Linked DNA regions of Homo sapiens: region 2 is linked to region 1. The links are chromatin loops, found by intact Hi-C in ENCODE. Cell type or tissue: heart right ventricle. All regions are shown on one strand.

Region 1 (8,000 bases):
TCTTTAAAATACATTTGTGCTCTGGACCCCTCCACTTCCCTGGTACATAGACTCACTCTTTCCTGAGTCATCACTTCCACTGGATCATTCCCAAGAGCTCACAAACTTGTATGCCTATCTCTCATCTTTAGAAAATCCTCCAGGTTAATCCCATCACCCCCGCCAAACACCATAGCATGTTTCTGCTCCCCTTCACAACAGTTATCTAATTTTGTGTCCTCTTGCTGTTTCCACTTCTTCACCATCCTACTTCTTTCTTCACTGACACCAGCTGTACATCTCCCCCACCAACAGGTGAAATGGCTCCTCAGTGTCACCAGGGTCCCTCATGTCACTCAGGGCAAAGAACACATTTCTAGTCTCTTTTACTCATTCTTTTAGCAGCTTTCAGCATATTTGACCATTCTCTCCTCAAAGCACAATCTTGCCCTCCAGCCCACCAGGGAGCCACTGCCTCTCCTACCTAATGGCCCTGCTGAGTTTCCTAGTATGAGTCTGCCCATTCTGCTCCAAATCCAACTGTCTGTACCCCCCAAGCTATGACAGTAAGGAAAAACCTTCTGGGTTCTAGCCATCATCTCTTTGTTGTTAATTTCATCTAGTTCCATGGCTTTAAACATCATGTATATGCCAAATGGCTCCTAAAGTTTTCCCTGTAGCTTGTCCTCTAGACACTTACTTAATATCCCTACTCGGGTGTCTAGGAGACTTCTCAAACTAACACATTCTGGGTGCCGGTAAGGTTCAGTGCCTTGATCTGTGAAGTGCTTATGTGAACATGTTCACTCAGTAAAAATTCATCACTGATGATGGCTGTTGCTTTTCTATACATAGCTAAGGTTTATACTTTTAATTAAAAGCCTTACTTTTAAACATTAACATTCCCGAACAGTGCTGCCAATTGCTTTTTCTGAAAACTTGCTCCTCTAAAATCCCCCAAAGAAACCAAAAATCCCAACGTTATTCTTTTTTTAAAAAAAAAATTATTTCCATAGGTTTTGGGGAACAGGAGGTATTTGGTTACATGAGTAAGTTCTTTAGTGGTGATTAGTGAGATTTTGGTGCACCCATCACTTGAGCCGTATACACTGAACTCAATTTGTAGTCTTTTATCCCTCACTCCCAACCCATCCTTTCCCCTGAGTCCCCAAAGTTCATTGTATCATTCTTATGTCTTTGCATCCAACATTATTCTTGATTCTTCTTGTTCCACATCTAATCCAATTGTATGTCCCGCCTTCTCTATTGCCAATCAAATCCCATCCACTTCAGCTGCCTGCTCGCCATCTGGCTGAGCCATCAGCACCTCTACCTGAGTTACTGAAAGTTTTCTACTGGCCTTGTGGGTTCCATTCTAGCCTCTTGTTATGGACTGAATTATGTCTTCCCAGAATTCACAGGTTGAAGCCCTAACCCCAATGTGACTGTATTTGAATATAGGGCTTTTGAAGAGATAATTCAGGTTAAATGAGGTTATAAATATGTGGCCATAATCCAGTAGGACTACTGTCCTCATGAAAAAAGGGAAGAAGCCGGGTGCAGTGGCTCACAAGTGTAATCCTAGTACTTTGGGAGGCCAAGGCAGGCGGATCACCTGAGGTCGGGACTTCGAGACCAGCCTGGTCAACGTGGTAAAACCCCATCTCTACTAAAAATACAAAAAAAGGGGCTGGGTGCGGTGACCCACACCTGAAATCCCAGCACTTTGAGAGGCCAAGGCGGGTGGATCACGAGGTCAGGAGTTCAAGGCCAGCCTGGCCAACATAGTGAAACCCCGTCTCTACCAAAAATACAAAGACTTAGCTGGGTGTGGTGGTGGGTGCCTGTAATCCCAGCTACTCAGGAGACTGAGGCAGGAGAATCACTTGAACCCAGGAGGCAGAGGTTGTGAGTGGAGTCGTGCCACTATACTCCAGCCTGGGTGACAGCGCGAGACTCCATCTCAAAAAAAAAAAAAAAAAAGAAAGAAAGAAAGAAATTAGCCGGCATGGTGGCAGGTGCCTGTAATTTCAGCTACTAAGGAGGCTGAGACAGGAGAATCGCTTGAACCCAGGAGGCAGAGGTTGCAGTGAGCCAAGATCACACCACTGCACTTCAGCCTGGGTGACAGAGCGAGACTCTGTCAGGAAAAAAAAAAGAAAAGAAAAGAAAAAGAAAGAAAGAAAGAGAGAGAGAAAAAAGGGAGGAGACACCAGGAGGACACACACAGAGGAAAGGCCATGTGAGCACACAGCAAGAAGGTGGCTGTCTGCAAGCCGAGAAGAGAGCCATAAATTTCTGTTGTTTAAGCCACACAGTCTGTGGCATTCTGTTGTAGCAGCTTGAGCCAGCTAATACACCTCCTATCATCCTTTCTGCTCAGAATATCATCCAGAGTGGACTTAGAAAAGTTGCAATCAGATCATGCTACTTCCTCTACCTCCCCCGCAGCAAAAATTTAAACTTATCAAAGCTTCAACTTAGGGTGAGATTCAAATGCCTCACCTCTCCTAGAAACCCACACAGTCTCATCCTGCTGAATACTCAACCACTTCTAAAACTGCTCTCTCCCATAACCCTCTGTACCCCAGCCACCTCTCTCTATGTTTCTTGGATGCTTTATGTTTCTACCTTGGAGCTTCTGTTCTAGATGTTCCCTGTGCTTGTGCAGGCTTTGCCATAGCTGGCTCCTTCTGATTACTCAGAGGTCAACTGAAAGTCCCCTTTCCAGGGAGGACTGCCCTGACTACCCAGTCAAAACATGTCCCCTCATAACTTTCCAGTACTCATATATTTTAGTTTCCACATTGCACAGCACTTAAAACCACCTGACAATGTTGACATTACTTTTTTGTTTACAGCCTGTCTCCCCACCACCACCTAGAATACAAGTTCCCCCAAGGAAAAGATATTATCTGTTAACCTCTGCATCTGCCCCTCTCCATTTAAAATTATGTCTAGCATATGGGAGGTGCTCAATAAATATATGTTGAAAAAACCTAATTTGTACAGCCCTACCATAATGCATAGAGCCCAGCAAAAACAGAAAAAATCAGTCTTCCCTGCTTTCTATCACATTCCTCAGCGGTGTGTAGACTTTAAGATATGTTAACACAGAGTAATTGAGACTTCGGAAAGCATTGATTGAAAATATGCAGTTATTTCTGCTTCCTTCCGAAATTCCATTTAAATATCAAGAAAGGTACAAGAAGATAGAAATTCACAAGGACAAAGAGAATAGGAGATAAGATGCCAACAGTTAAAAGATATCAGCAAACTTCTGAACACAAAACGCTGAGACCTAAATGTGTTTGGGTGGTGGGGGTTGCCAATGTGTGCTGGACCCCCGAAAGATGCAGGAATTGGAGCACCAGATATCTCTAAAAGAAGGACAAGGGATAAGACTAAAAAGAGACTAAATTTTTTTTTTTTTTTTGAGACAGAGTCTTGCTCTCTCTCCCAGGCTGGAGTGCAGTGGCGCAATCTCGGCTCACTGCAAACTCTGCTTCCCGGGATCACGCCATTCTCCTGCCTCAGCCTCCCAGGTAGCTGGGACTACAGGCGCCCGCCACCATGCCCGGCTAATTATTTGTATTTTTAGTAGAGACGGGGTTTCACCGTGTTAGCCAGGATGGTCTCGATCTCCTGACCTCGTGATCTGCCCGCTTCGGCCTCCCAAAGTGCTGGGATTACAGGCGTGAGCAACCGCGCCAGGCCAAAAGAGACTAAACTTTTAACTCAGAGTTCATGAAAGGAACCGTTAGACTTCCAGGGCACTTTTCGCAACACCTCACAGCCAGTTTGGAACCCATTCTAACCCCAAGAGTTAATGGGGTTTTTATATCTGTAGTTGTCAAATCAGACATGTTTTCCAAACCTGAAAACTCTTAAGGCACAGCAAAAATATAGATGAAGCATTGAACAGAAAAGAGGGATGCAGTAAAATTCTGCATACCGAATAATGAGAGCCCCTGTTCCTTCTGCCCACTGTGGTCCCTAGAATCATCCTGGGAGCTGAGCTTATTCTTCCTGAGGCAGGAGACTGAAAGATTCCTAGGTTGACTGATCCAACAGAAAAAAACCTCCAGACACTTACATTTGAAGAGTATCATGGCAAAATGGCTGGAGTGGGCTTGCTTACTTTACAGTGAAGCCACCAATCTTTCCCTGCCAAACATACTCCAGACACACACACCCCCAAATCCACATATACCCCAAATGCATACACACCCTTCCAAAGACATACACAGTCATACAGTGCATAATGACATTTCAGTCAATGGCAAACCATATATGTGACAGTGGTCCCGTAAGATTATCATACTGCATTTTTACTGTACCTTTTCTATGTTGAGATATATTTCAATGCACAAATACTTACCATTGTGTTACAGTTGGCTACAGTATTCAGAACAGTAACAAGCCATAGAGGTTTGTAGCTTAGGAGCCACAGGCTGTACCACAGAGCCTAGGTGCATTGTAGGCTATACAACCTAGGTTTGTGTGAGTACAATCTATGATGTTCACACAAAGACAAAATTGCCTAATGGTAGATTTCTCCAAATTTGTCCTCATCATTAAGCAACGTGTCTATATATGTACACATCCCAAACACACACCCCAAATACATATCCCAAACACACACACACACACACCCCAAATACCACACACATATTCCAGGCATGCACACATACTTCAAACACCCCAAACACACACACTCAATTTCAAGCAGCTTTTTCCCTGATTCCCAAAATATGAATGGACAATCAAACCAGATATGTGAATAAACCTCCGAAAACAAACGATCAAAACCAAGACAAATAGATGGTGGTGAGTTGGGGAGGAAGGAAAGGAGGAATTCAAATACCATAATCACAATAGTTAGCTTTAAAAAAAATCACATCCATGAAACAAGAATAGGATTCTGTAAAAGGAAGCACTTTGAGAATAACAAAGTGTCTAGAAATTTAAAATACAATAATAAAAAATCAATACAAGAAATGGTATAGAGTTGCGAAAAATCTCTCAAAGTATAACAAAAAGACAAAATATATGGGAAGCAGAAGAGAATCAATCAAATCAGAGGCTCAATCCGGAGAGTCCAAAATCAGAGACTCAGAGGAGCAAACAGAGACAATAATGGAAAGAAAACCATCAATGATAAAAAGCAATAAAATGTGCCAGAGCTGCAAAACCTGAATCTCTAGAATGAAATGGCCTCTGGATGTGGAGCAGAAGGAATTGACAAAGTCTGCTTTAAGGTGTATCATTAGGACATTTCAGAACACTAGCAATAGAGAGAAGACTTTAAGCTAAGGACTTCCTAAGAGACAAATATTTACAACACATCACCTGCAAACAGGAATTAGCATTAGACTTCTCAACAGCAAACCTGAAAAGCAGAAAGCAATGGAGTAAGGCCTTGAATATTCTGAGAAATAATTACTTCCAACCCAAAATTACATAGCCTAATAAATTATTAATCAAATGTAATAAAAAAAGTCTTTATGGCCAGGTGTGGTGGCTCACGCCTGTAATCCCAGCACTTTTGCAGGTTGAGGTGGGCGGACCACGAGGTCAAGAGATCGAGAACATCCTGGCCAACATGGTGAAAACCCGTCACTACTAAAAACACAAAAATTAGCTGGGTGTCATGGCATGTGCCTGTAGTCTCAGCTACGCAGGAGGCTGAGGCAGGAAAATTGCTTGAATCCAGGAGGCAGAGGTAGCAGTGAGCCAAGATCACACCACTGCACTCCAGCCTGGTGACAGAGTGAGACTCTGTCTAAAAAAAAAAAAAAAAAAAGTCTTTATATTTTCAGACATATAAAGTCTTAATATTTTGGTGTTCAATGTATCCTTTCTTAGCAAGTTACTGGGAGATGTGTGCCACTAAAATGAGTGAGTAAACCAATAATAATTTCTAAGAGATCCAAGAGAAAGAGCATCAATCAAAAGAGGAAAAGGAAACCCCCCATTTGATGGTAAAAGGAAATCTCTGAAAGATAATTGTACAGCTGACCTACAGGACAACTAGCTCAGGTGGGTGCAGGAATGCCTTTCCAGAAATAAAACTGATGGTTTGCCTTATGTGTTAGCCTATGTTGTGAAGAGTCTTATACTTTTATCAGTGTTTGAGAAAAAATTAATGACAAGAACATGGAAAATTAAGCAAATTAAAATAAATAATCAAAGCAATTATTAACTATCAGAAAAAGAAAAGGCTGTAAAAGAAAGGAAAAGTTAGCTATAGTATGTTCCATGGTTTGGCAGTGAACAATATTTTCATAATAAAAACAATATTAACACAGAATAGTAATTGACCAAAACTTATGACATAGTAATGGAAGAATGTGGAAAGGGGAAGCTTGCACGTGGGCTGTGTCTGTGTGTGGTGGCGGACATATGAGAAGTACATATATCACCTTCCATTTTAGGAAGTCAATAAATAGTCTAAAATGAATAAGCCAAGAAATAGCCAGGTAAGTGTATTTCTTAAAAATATGGAAATAAGGCCGGGCGCGGTGGCTCACGCCTGTAATCCCAGCACTTTGAGAGGCCGAGGGGGGCAGATCATGAGGTCAGGAGATCAAGACCATCCTGGCTAACACGGTGAAACCCCATCTCTACTAAAAATACAAAAAATTAGCCAGGCTTGGTGGCAGGCGCCTGTAGTCCCAGCTACCTGGGAGGCTGAGGCAGGAGAATGGCGTTAACCCAGGAGGCAGAGCTTGCAGTGAGCCGAGATTGTGCCGCTGCACTGCAGCCTGGGCGACAGAGCAAGACTCTGTCTCAAAGAAAAGGAAATAAACATCACATAAGAAACAGAGAAAAGTGAAAAAAGTAGTTTGCCTCTATAGAGGAAGATCCAAGAATGGGAACATGACATCTGGTATACATTTATTACTTTAGTAAGATTAAAAATTAAATTAAAAATAGAACAAAACATAAAGTAAATTAATAAATGAGGATATATCATCACAGATAGGTAGAAAGCTGGACCTACCATAGATAAGCTTCACTTTGATGAGGCCAAGCATGAATAACTGTAAGTAGATCATATGGAGTCCAAGTACATGAAGCTGAAAGTGTCCTCACCTTTCATGCTCACCTCTTGCCAAATCATCATAACAGTAAAAATAGCAGCTAAGATTAGGGGTGTACTGTGAACACAGAATAGTGCCAAGCAATTTCCTAACAGAAGCTAATTCCTTTCTCCACTGCTTAGTGAGAACAAGATTATATCATTTCACCTTTTTCAAATGAGTAAACCAAGGCCCAAAAAGGATAAATAACTGATCCAGCGTCTGCACAATTCTCTCTTGTCCCTGAATAAGAAAGGAAGGGAAAGAAGAAACTGTACCTGGTACTCTGCCTTTCCAAAAAATAAATGGCCAAAGGCTTGCAATTTTAAAGCCTTGGGAAAACTTGGTGAAAGACTAAGCTGACTTAGACTGGAAAAAGAGGCCGCCATGAATTGGGGGTGGTGGCTGGTGAGGTGACGCACTAAAGAAACAAAAAGCCCAGGCTGCTTAAAGCCAGACACAAATCTGTCCAATCATTTAGGGAGAAATTGCCAAGCTTGAAGCATTTATAAATCACCCCCAAACTAATCAGCCATTTAAGGACAATCCCATAAAAATATAAAAGGGACCACAGCAGGCTGCTCTTGAGAGATAAATGGCTTTGCAGCCTCATCTGGGGTATGCAAATTTGAGGATAACAGCAGGCATTTTCTGAATGATAACTTGGTTTATTTTTGATGGCAGCTCATTGAGAAATGGAGCTGAAAACCTGGGGAGAATTCTCAGGCTTTGAGATGAGCTATGTGTCCGAGAAGTTCCAGTGTAGCTTTTCTAAGAAACCCTTGTGCTGTAAGCTTGGAAGGCAGACAGGGAGTCAACCACCTCAGCTTTGGGCCTAGCACTAGAATGCAGTTGGTGAAACCAGGTTACTATAAAAGCCACTGCTGAGACACGTCCTTTCTTTCACCTCAGTGTCTCTTGAATTTTTTTCTCTCT
Region 2 (8,000 bases), 140 kb before region 1:
ATGAAAGTGAGTTATTTTAGGGAATGGTTAGATTTGGACATGGACCAAAATTAGTTTTCTAATGAGTGGTGTTAAAGATGTGTAACTACTATTACAGAGATAATGTAAATGGCCTTCTACTTCTTAATTCTCTGATTCTGATCTTGTTTTGTAGTAAGAAAGGCTCAGTATGAATTTGAGGTACTTAACTAACTTGTTACAGTGGTGGTCAGTGAAGAAAGATTCTATCGGGCAGGACTCTCTGGAATGCATGTGTCAGAAGCCCAGCCCAAATTGGCCTCAGCAGAAAACAAAACATAGCGAAAAGCAAATGACAATTCATTGGCTAAAGCAATGGAAAAATACAAGGATATCTAGCTTGAGACTCAGCTAGAGCCAAATATTCAAATCTGGTCATCCAACGTTGATTGGTCTCTTTCAATTTACTTAGCTGTGCTAAACACTGTTGGCTTGGTTTTGGGGCACGTTCTTCTCAAACATGGTGAAAGTGGCCCCTAGCACCGCCAAGATTGATCCTGTCACAGCCCAGCAATCCCAGTGGTTGCTTAAAAGCAAGTCCTTTTCTTGATAATTCTAGCAAAAATCATAGGGAGGTCACCCATTGGCCCAGTTTAGGGCATGTGCCATCCCTTAACCAATCAGCAATCTGACTAGCCAGGCCTGAGGCACCTCTTCATCACTAAAACTAGTCGTGATAGAATCAACTTAAGTGGAACCCTGTTGAGAGAAGGAGAGGAGGGATGGCTGCCCTAGTGGAAATGAGCTATTACCAAGAGTGGATGAGGGCGGGCAGAAACAAGAGGTGCACATTACAGGGATACCAGGGATTTGAGTCTGCAGTCTCTCTGATTTTCCATGAGTGCTTATCTTCTTGGGGGAGGTGGGGGCGGTGTGTGAACATCCACACAGCCTCCTGCTCCTCCTCATCTACTGGGGCGCTCAGTCACCCAGGTTTGGAATGCTTCTGAGGTGATACTTAATGTTACAGTTCATGGTCACCGTGCTCCATGTACGTGAGGTCATGTGTATTGTGTATTGTCACTGTCTCTCTTCCCAGTTATTTTTTTCAGTCAGGTGCTAGGGAATTCTCCTTTTCTTACTATGTCATGGCTGTCCTCCCCACTCCATGGGGCTTTCAGAAAGACAGGTAGAACATAAGAGTCTAGAGAGACCTTGGGTGTCACCCAGGCCATTGAGGCTCCATCTGGGCTTGAAAGAGCCCTCACCTGCAGTAAAGGTGCCTCTGAGGCCAAGGAGAAATTATGGCATAAGAAGGGAACACCAAGGAGATGGGGGCCCGGACATACCCTCTCCCACCTCCTTCAGATTTCATTCTTTATAAAATTTCACATAAGGGAAGAGTCTCCAAAGTGTAAGGAGGGCCAAAAAAAAAAAAAAAAAAGGTTGAAAAGCCTTCCATCTAGTCTAACCCTAAGAGTACTCATTTATTTTTGTTTTAATTTTTAAAAATTGATACATAATAATTGTACATATTTATGTGGTACATATGATATTTCAATACATGCATACAATATGTAATGATCAGATTAGGTAATTGGCATATCCACCACCTCAACCATTTATCATTTATTTGCACTGGGAACATTCAAAATCCTTTCTCCTAGCCATTTTGAAATACACAGTACTGTTAACTGTAGTCACCCCACAGGCCTATGGAACAGCAGAGCCCTTTCTTCCTGTCTAGCTGTCCAAATGCCAGTGCTTAGCAGCAGGGCCTCAGTACCACACTGCCTCCTTGGGTGCTTCTCTGCTGAATGTGCCTTATCTTTTCACCCTTCTCTAAGCTCCTGTGAAGCGGGGTGTTCTTAAACACCTCTGCAGCCCCAGATCACTGAGAACAGCACCATGCACCCAGACATCCAATGAATACCCTTCACGTGTGCTTTGGATAATTGTTAAGTCCCATATTTTTTAGAGCATATTCAAGGCAAGGGTCATAAATTCAAATGCCCCCTAGGGCCAAGAAGGCAAAGGACAAGAGGGAATGAGACCAGGGACCGTAGCGAGCTCACAGGCACACAGCCCAGCCTATGATATAAGCTACTCCAGAGCCCTAGTTATCCCCAGGAGGAGATACAAGCCCACAGCTGCCTGCACATCCACATTTTTGCACGAGAAGACAGAAATCTGGGTTTTTCTGTGAAATATTTTGATAATTTTATTTTGGAAACCAATTTAGAAATTTCAGAGGCCCCTTGAAATTGGTTTGGGGGCCTGATATGCTCAGGAAAGGGATTCTACAGTTAGAGAATATGAGAAGCACTAGTTGAAACTTTCTTCACTGCTAGTTTTCAGAATCTTTTTAAGAGTGTTCTTTTCAGTGGTCTGTGTGTTTTTCCTTTAGAGAGGGTGGGGTGTGAAGAAGCACATATCAAAGGCAGAGGTCCCTAAATTCATTTCTTGCTAGAGCCTTGGAGTACCCTGAGACGTGTGAACCCTGCACCTCTGGTCCAATCAAGAACCTTCTGGCTTCATGGTCGCTCATGCCTGTAATCCCAATGCTTTGGAAGGCTGAGGCAGGAGGATTGCTTGAAGCCAGGAGTTCAAGACCAGGCTAGACAACAAAAAGGGACCCCCCAACTCTATAAAAAATAAGTTAAATATTAGCCATACACAGTGGTATGCACCTGTAGTCTCAGCTACTCTGTAGGAGGTGGGAGGATTGCTTGAGTCCAGGAATTCAAGGCTGCAGTGAGCTATGATTGTGTCACTGCACTCCAGCCTGGGCAACAAAGCAAGACCCTGAAGACCCTGCTTCTTAAAAAAAAAAAAGGAACCTTCCACACAAGGTTTTTCTTTTGCTCTTCCTGTTGACTGGAAGTCTGTCTACTTGAATTAACAAGGGCTCTTCTTCCCATGACCTCATACTCCTCTCAGTTTAAAATCTGCATTTGAGCAATGGATGCAAAACCTAACTGGCAATATAAATTTGCATCTTCTTGAAATGGGCTCCAAGAAGCAGGTTTGTGGCCAGTAGAGCCAGCTCAGAACCCAGGAGTGGTACAAAAAGCATTCAGATATCAAGATTCCCCTCCTGGCTGCATCTTCCATGGGGGAGGCCATGAAAGGGGCCCCTGGTGAACCATTGAGTCATTTATAGGCTAATCTTAGTACACTCCCTGAAGTAGGGAATGACATGGGCTGCAAGAATTCTTCCTAAGCACCCCAGAGAGAACTTCACCGATTTAAAATATGAGTTTCTGTAACCTGAGCAGGAGCTTGCGTGGTACAAGGGCTTATGCAGCCTGCCTGCCAGGAGGCCAGAGGGTCGCACTTATGAGCTTGAGCAAATGGGGCTTTTGGGAATCAGCAGCCTCCCTGAGCTTTCCTGGAGCGAGCTGAACTGACCCTGAACTTGGAGGGCTTGCCTGGCAGGCTTTTGCTGTCTCCTGATATTGCAGTTTCAACATGAGAGGGGCAGGAAATAGAAGCCCCGTGCGTTGAAGGACTGCTGTGCCTGCACTTATCTCTGGCCAGGGAGTCCTTGGACACTGTTTTCTTTGGCAGCCAGCTGGTCTAGGTCACTTGAATTCCTTTGAAGTTCAGGGATACAGGGAGCGGTAGCCACTGCCTGCATTCCTTACTCAGGAGGCAGGCATGGGGTCTGCCATTGCTTACCTGCCAGAGAACCAGGCCTTCATTAGAAAGGTCATTTTTATGTGACTATGACTGAATAGTTCAGCCTTTTCCCCTTAAGTGGGATTTTGTGCTGATTCAGCAGTAAAGAATAAGCCCATACCCCCCATTTTTGTTGCCATTGCTCACATTTGAATTTATAGGTGGAGAATGGGTGAAGAAAAAAAACCTTTGATCTTTGGTACAAATACAGCTGTGGGGCTGTTGCCCACATTTGCCGTGATGTAGATGCCCATCCCAAAAGGAGCAAGATCTGCTCTTGCAGTGGGTGTTGAGAGGGGCTGGGAGGCTTTTTCAGTCAAATATGGAGCTGAAAACTGTCAGAATGTGCTGGTTGTACATTATCAATAAGAATCCTAACAGGAGCACAGTGTGATTTCTCTTCGTAGTGGGCGTACATGGTCTTGGGTTTCCATGTGCAGCAGTGAGAGTTGGTCTCCAAAGCAGAACGGTCAGCATTAACTTCAGCCAAGCAAGCATTCTGTATGGGGTGCTCCCTTTAAGCCCAAGGGAAAGCAGGCTCTGCTGCTTTTGCCACCTTTCAGAGGGAGAGGTGTGCCCCACCAGGGGTGCAGGTGTGCTGGGGCGTGAAGATAAAATTAGTTGTTTGGAAAAAAATAATGTCTTTAAGTTTCTGCAGAGCAGATCGTACCAATTAAAATCAGTTCATCAGAGGATTTTTTAGTCAATCCATACATTCACACATAAAGAGATGTGATTATAAGTAACTTGGCTGATTCCACAAGCTACTCACAAAATCAGATCATTATTTTGTAATCACATTTGTGGGTTTAGATGCCTGAGAGACCTTCTGAACCATCACCGTTTTGGGTGCCTGTGAGAATATTTGAAACTACCGGCCGGGCGTGGTGGCTCACGCCTGGAATCCCAGCACTTTGGGAGGCTGAGGCAGGCAGATTACTGGAGGTCAGGAGTTGGAGACCAGCCTGGCCAACTGATGAAACACCATCTCTACTAAAAATACAAAAATTAGCCCAGCATGGTGGTGGGCACCTGTAATTCCAGCTACTGGGGAGGCTGAAGCAGGAGAATCGCTTGAACCGAAGAGGCGGAGGTTGCAGTGAGCCGAAATCATGCCACTGCACTCCAGCTTGGGTAAAAGAATGAGACTCCATCTCAAAAAAAAAAAAAAAGAAAAGAAACTGCCCATATGCATGGCTAGGACAGCCTTGATGTTGTATTTAGTCTTATGCAGGGCAACTCCTCTGAAGTCCTCCTCTCACTTCTCACTATCTTACACTATTTGTGATAGACAATGGAGAAAGAGGGTTTTCTTCAGCAGAGTTGGAGTATCTACTCTGTACTGGATGCTAAGGATACAGTGCTAAACAGGATCAGCCACATAATTTGCAGGGACCAGTGCAAAATGAAAATATGGGGATCCGTTGTTTGAAAAAGCAGGAAAAGGTACCATTAAAGATATGAAAATATAAAGCTTTTCCTTTTCTTTCATGATCTTTCTGTCTCCCTGTCCTGCTATTTGCTATTTAATGCCATGCATTTTCAGGCAAGGAAATATAGCACAAGTGGAAGAAGCTGCACCCTGCCCACTAGCTGCTGGGTACCTCTCCTGCTAGTCACCTGCTCAGTGCACTGTGCCTTGGCTGGGGCTGGGGAAATCAAGCCAGGTATCTCCCCCATCCCAAGGGCCTGCAGCCCTAATCCACACCCAATGCATGATGCCCAAAGATATGGCAACCAATGTGCCAGGATGCGTTAGGCCTATCGAACACACTGTGGCACTGTCATGCCCACCCACTACAGGCACACACACCTGACTCCAACCCTCGCCTCTCCCAGGCCCCACCAAGGATGGAAATCAGCAGCAGAGATGGGGAGGAGGGGGCCAGGAGGGGCCAAGCCTCCAGGTCCCCAGTGCATGCTCCATGATCCCATCAAATTTCACTTACAAAACACAAATTTTAAGATAAAATTATTTAGAATTTTAAGACAACCACTAGAGCATTAAGCCCCAAGCACAGGGTTCTCCTAAGTGCACGAAGCCAGCCCTGTTGGTAATAGAAAGATAGGAAGATGCCTCCCCTTACCTATGAATATAATTTCTTCTAAGGGCTAAGTAAGACATAAACAAAGAGGTCAGGACAAAGAAAGGCCGAGAAGGTGAGAGACTTGTAGAGATGGTAGGCAGGTGGCTTCTTGGATGACAAGTCATTGAAGCCAAGTCCCAAGCTATGAGAAGGTAGCATCCAAGGGAAGAGCTGGGAAGATTGTTCCAGGCAGCAGGGACAGCCTGTGCAGAGACCCTGTGGTAGGAAAGAACCTGGCTCATTGGAAAAACTGAAAGAAGGTTTTGTGACTGGGGCCTGGGGACTAGGGAGGAGAGTACCATGGGAGATAGTAGGAAAGGTTGATAGGGGCAGGCAGATATTTGGAGACAGGGTAAGTTTTATCATCATAGCCTTTAATTTCCCCAAGTGGTAGCTGTATCTTTCTACTCCTCCCCATCTTGGGTTAATTTCTTCCTAAAAGGCAGAGGCTTTAATCCCAAGGAAACCTTTAATAGAAAAATTTACATTTTAGTTCATTTGTTTCCTTAAAACGGGGTTTCATCTGGTAGCTATCAGACCTGTGCTGGCACCTGTTGTGGCAGTTAATTTAAAACTCAGAACACTTTGTGCCTTTCATTTGCCCCCTTGAAATATAAAAGCCTAGTGCCACCGTTGCAACCTTATTGAAAAGAGCTTATCTAAAATTGGGGAATATCAGCCCACAGTAGGCATATAATGTGTTTTTCTCCTACACACTGCTGTGAGATAAGAAAATGGTTTCTAGGGTTCTCATTAGGTGATGTTTCTGGGAGTCTTTGCCCTGTTGTGAAATGGCCTTAAAGGTGAATGCTTTAAGTAATGAGCAGCCAAAGGCCCCGCTTCTGGCAAAGAGCAAGAAATTGCTGGAAAGGTCAGATGGGTTTCAAAAATGTTCTGCATTTGCCTCAAATAGTGACACAGGAATTATTCAGCTTACATAAGAGCTGTTTATAGGTGCTTGGAGAAAATCAAGGTTGTGATTGTTTTGGCTATTTAATGGGGCATATCTGTCCCAAATTTATGGGGGAAAAAAAAGAAAGTAAGTTTTAGCCAGAGAAGAAAGCTTAGGGTCACAGGAGAACAGAGCTTCGAAACGGCCTGGACAGTCCCAGCAGTCATTAGCTGGGATCAAGCAATTGTGACATCTTCATCTTGTGTATTGTAATGAACTGATTAGTCCACCCCTCGGAAAACATAGAAAAGCAAAGACAGCCTTCTCCTGGGAGGTGTAAAGAGTGAACGTTTAAAATGACTGTCTAGGTTCCTCTGCTCCGTTTTATTATTTAAGTACTTATATTGGTGGCTTTTCCCCCCAGAGGTAAAAAATCATTTGCTTCCTTTTTAAAGAAGAACGTGACCCTCTAATAATAAGGCACAGAATTAAATGCCACTTAAATTTATTATAGTTAAAAAAAATTTTTCTAGAAAGTGGCTTGAATTTTAGAACCTGACACTATCATGTAGGAAATACCTATAAATTTAGAGATATTGAAGTTATTGAAAAAAAATCCAGCAAGTTGACATTTAGATGCCCCTATTAAAAGTCAATTAATATTGTGGATTTTTTATTATATTGCTATAAAAATCCATTTGATTCTCATGTAGATGAGAAGTTTTGAATATTTAGATGTCTTAACTAATTTATTGGGGGAAAGAGGAGACAAGGTGTAAAATACAGTGGGCACCAACTTTGGAGCAAAAAGACATTTTAACTAGACAAAGATTTAGCTTATAATAGGCCATAAGTTTAAGGCTGTTTCTTAGGTTGATTTATTTATATCTCTCCAGTCCTTTCCAAATAATCAGTTTTCCTGATATGAAATAAAATATCTGACCTTTGATATGTCCGATGATAACGTTTAGTTGTTATCTATGCCAATCAGTTACCGCCAGCTTTGCAAATAATCACAAAACAAAATATCTTCCAGCTCTGCCTCCCAACTTAACCAATGCTACATTGAGGAAACTTTCATAGACCTGACAAATTGCATGTATGACTTTTTCCTTCTTTTAAAATTATGGTAAAATATACTTATTATTTTACTATTTTAACCATTTTTAAATGTACAATTCAGCGGCATACATTACATTCACGTTGTCTTACGTCCATCACTTCTATTTCTTAACCTTTTCATTACCCTACACAGAAATTCTGTAACCATTGAACAAATGCATGGCTTTTTGTTTATTTTTTGGCTGGTTTAATGGGGCTGTTTTCAGGCTTTTAAGAATCATAATGCTTGGTGGATTGATTTTTTTTTCCTTCCACCTCAT

What was found. A loop is a pair of places that touch in the nucleus more often than their neighbours do. Peaks named below come from ENCODE experiments on the same cell type or tissue, not always from the same donor. Only the 100,000 strongest peaks of a DNase experiment are listed, where the experiment ranks them.
Region 2: a loop joins it to region 1, with 2.5 times the contacts of the local background. A loop is called at or near these places in 3 of 110 quality-filtered maps.

Annotation. Positions count from the first base shown.
Region 1 is chr3:73,341,396-73,349,395 of GRCh38, reverse strand. No RefSeq gene overlaps it. Among named protein-coding and RNA genes, the nearest start is that of PDZRN3-AS1, 280 kb to the left of the region's middle. In heart right ventricle, no CTCF peak of the experiment used is centred here; no DNase peak of the experiment used is centred here; H3K27ac peaks cover 786 bases.
Region 2 is chr3:73,486,387-73,494,386 of GRCh38, reverse strand. All of the region lies in intron 3 of PDZRN3 (PDZ domain containing ring finger 3), which reads left to right. Among named protein-coding and RNA genes, the nearest start is that of PDZRN3-AS1, 130 kb to the left of the region's middle. In heart right ventricle, no CTCF peak of the experiment used is centred here; a DNase peak (open chromatin) is centred at 3,439; H3K27ac peaks cover 4,400 bases.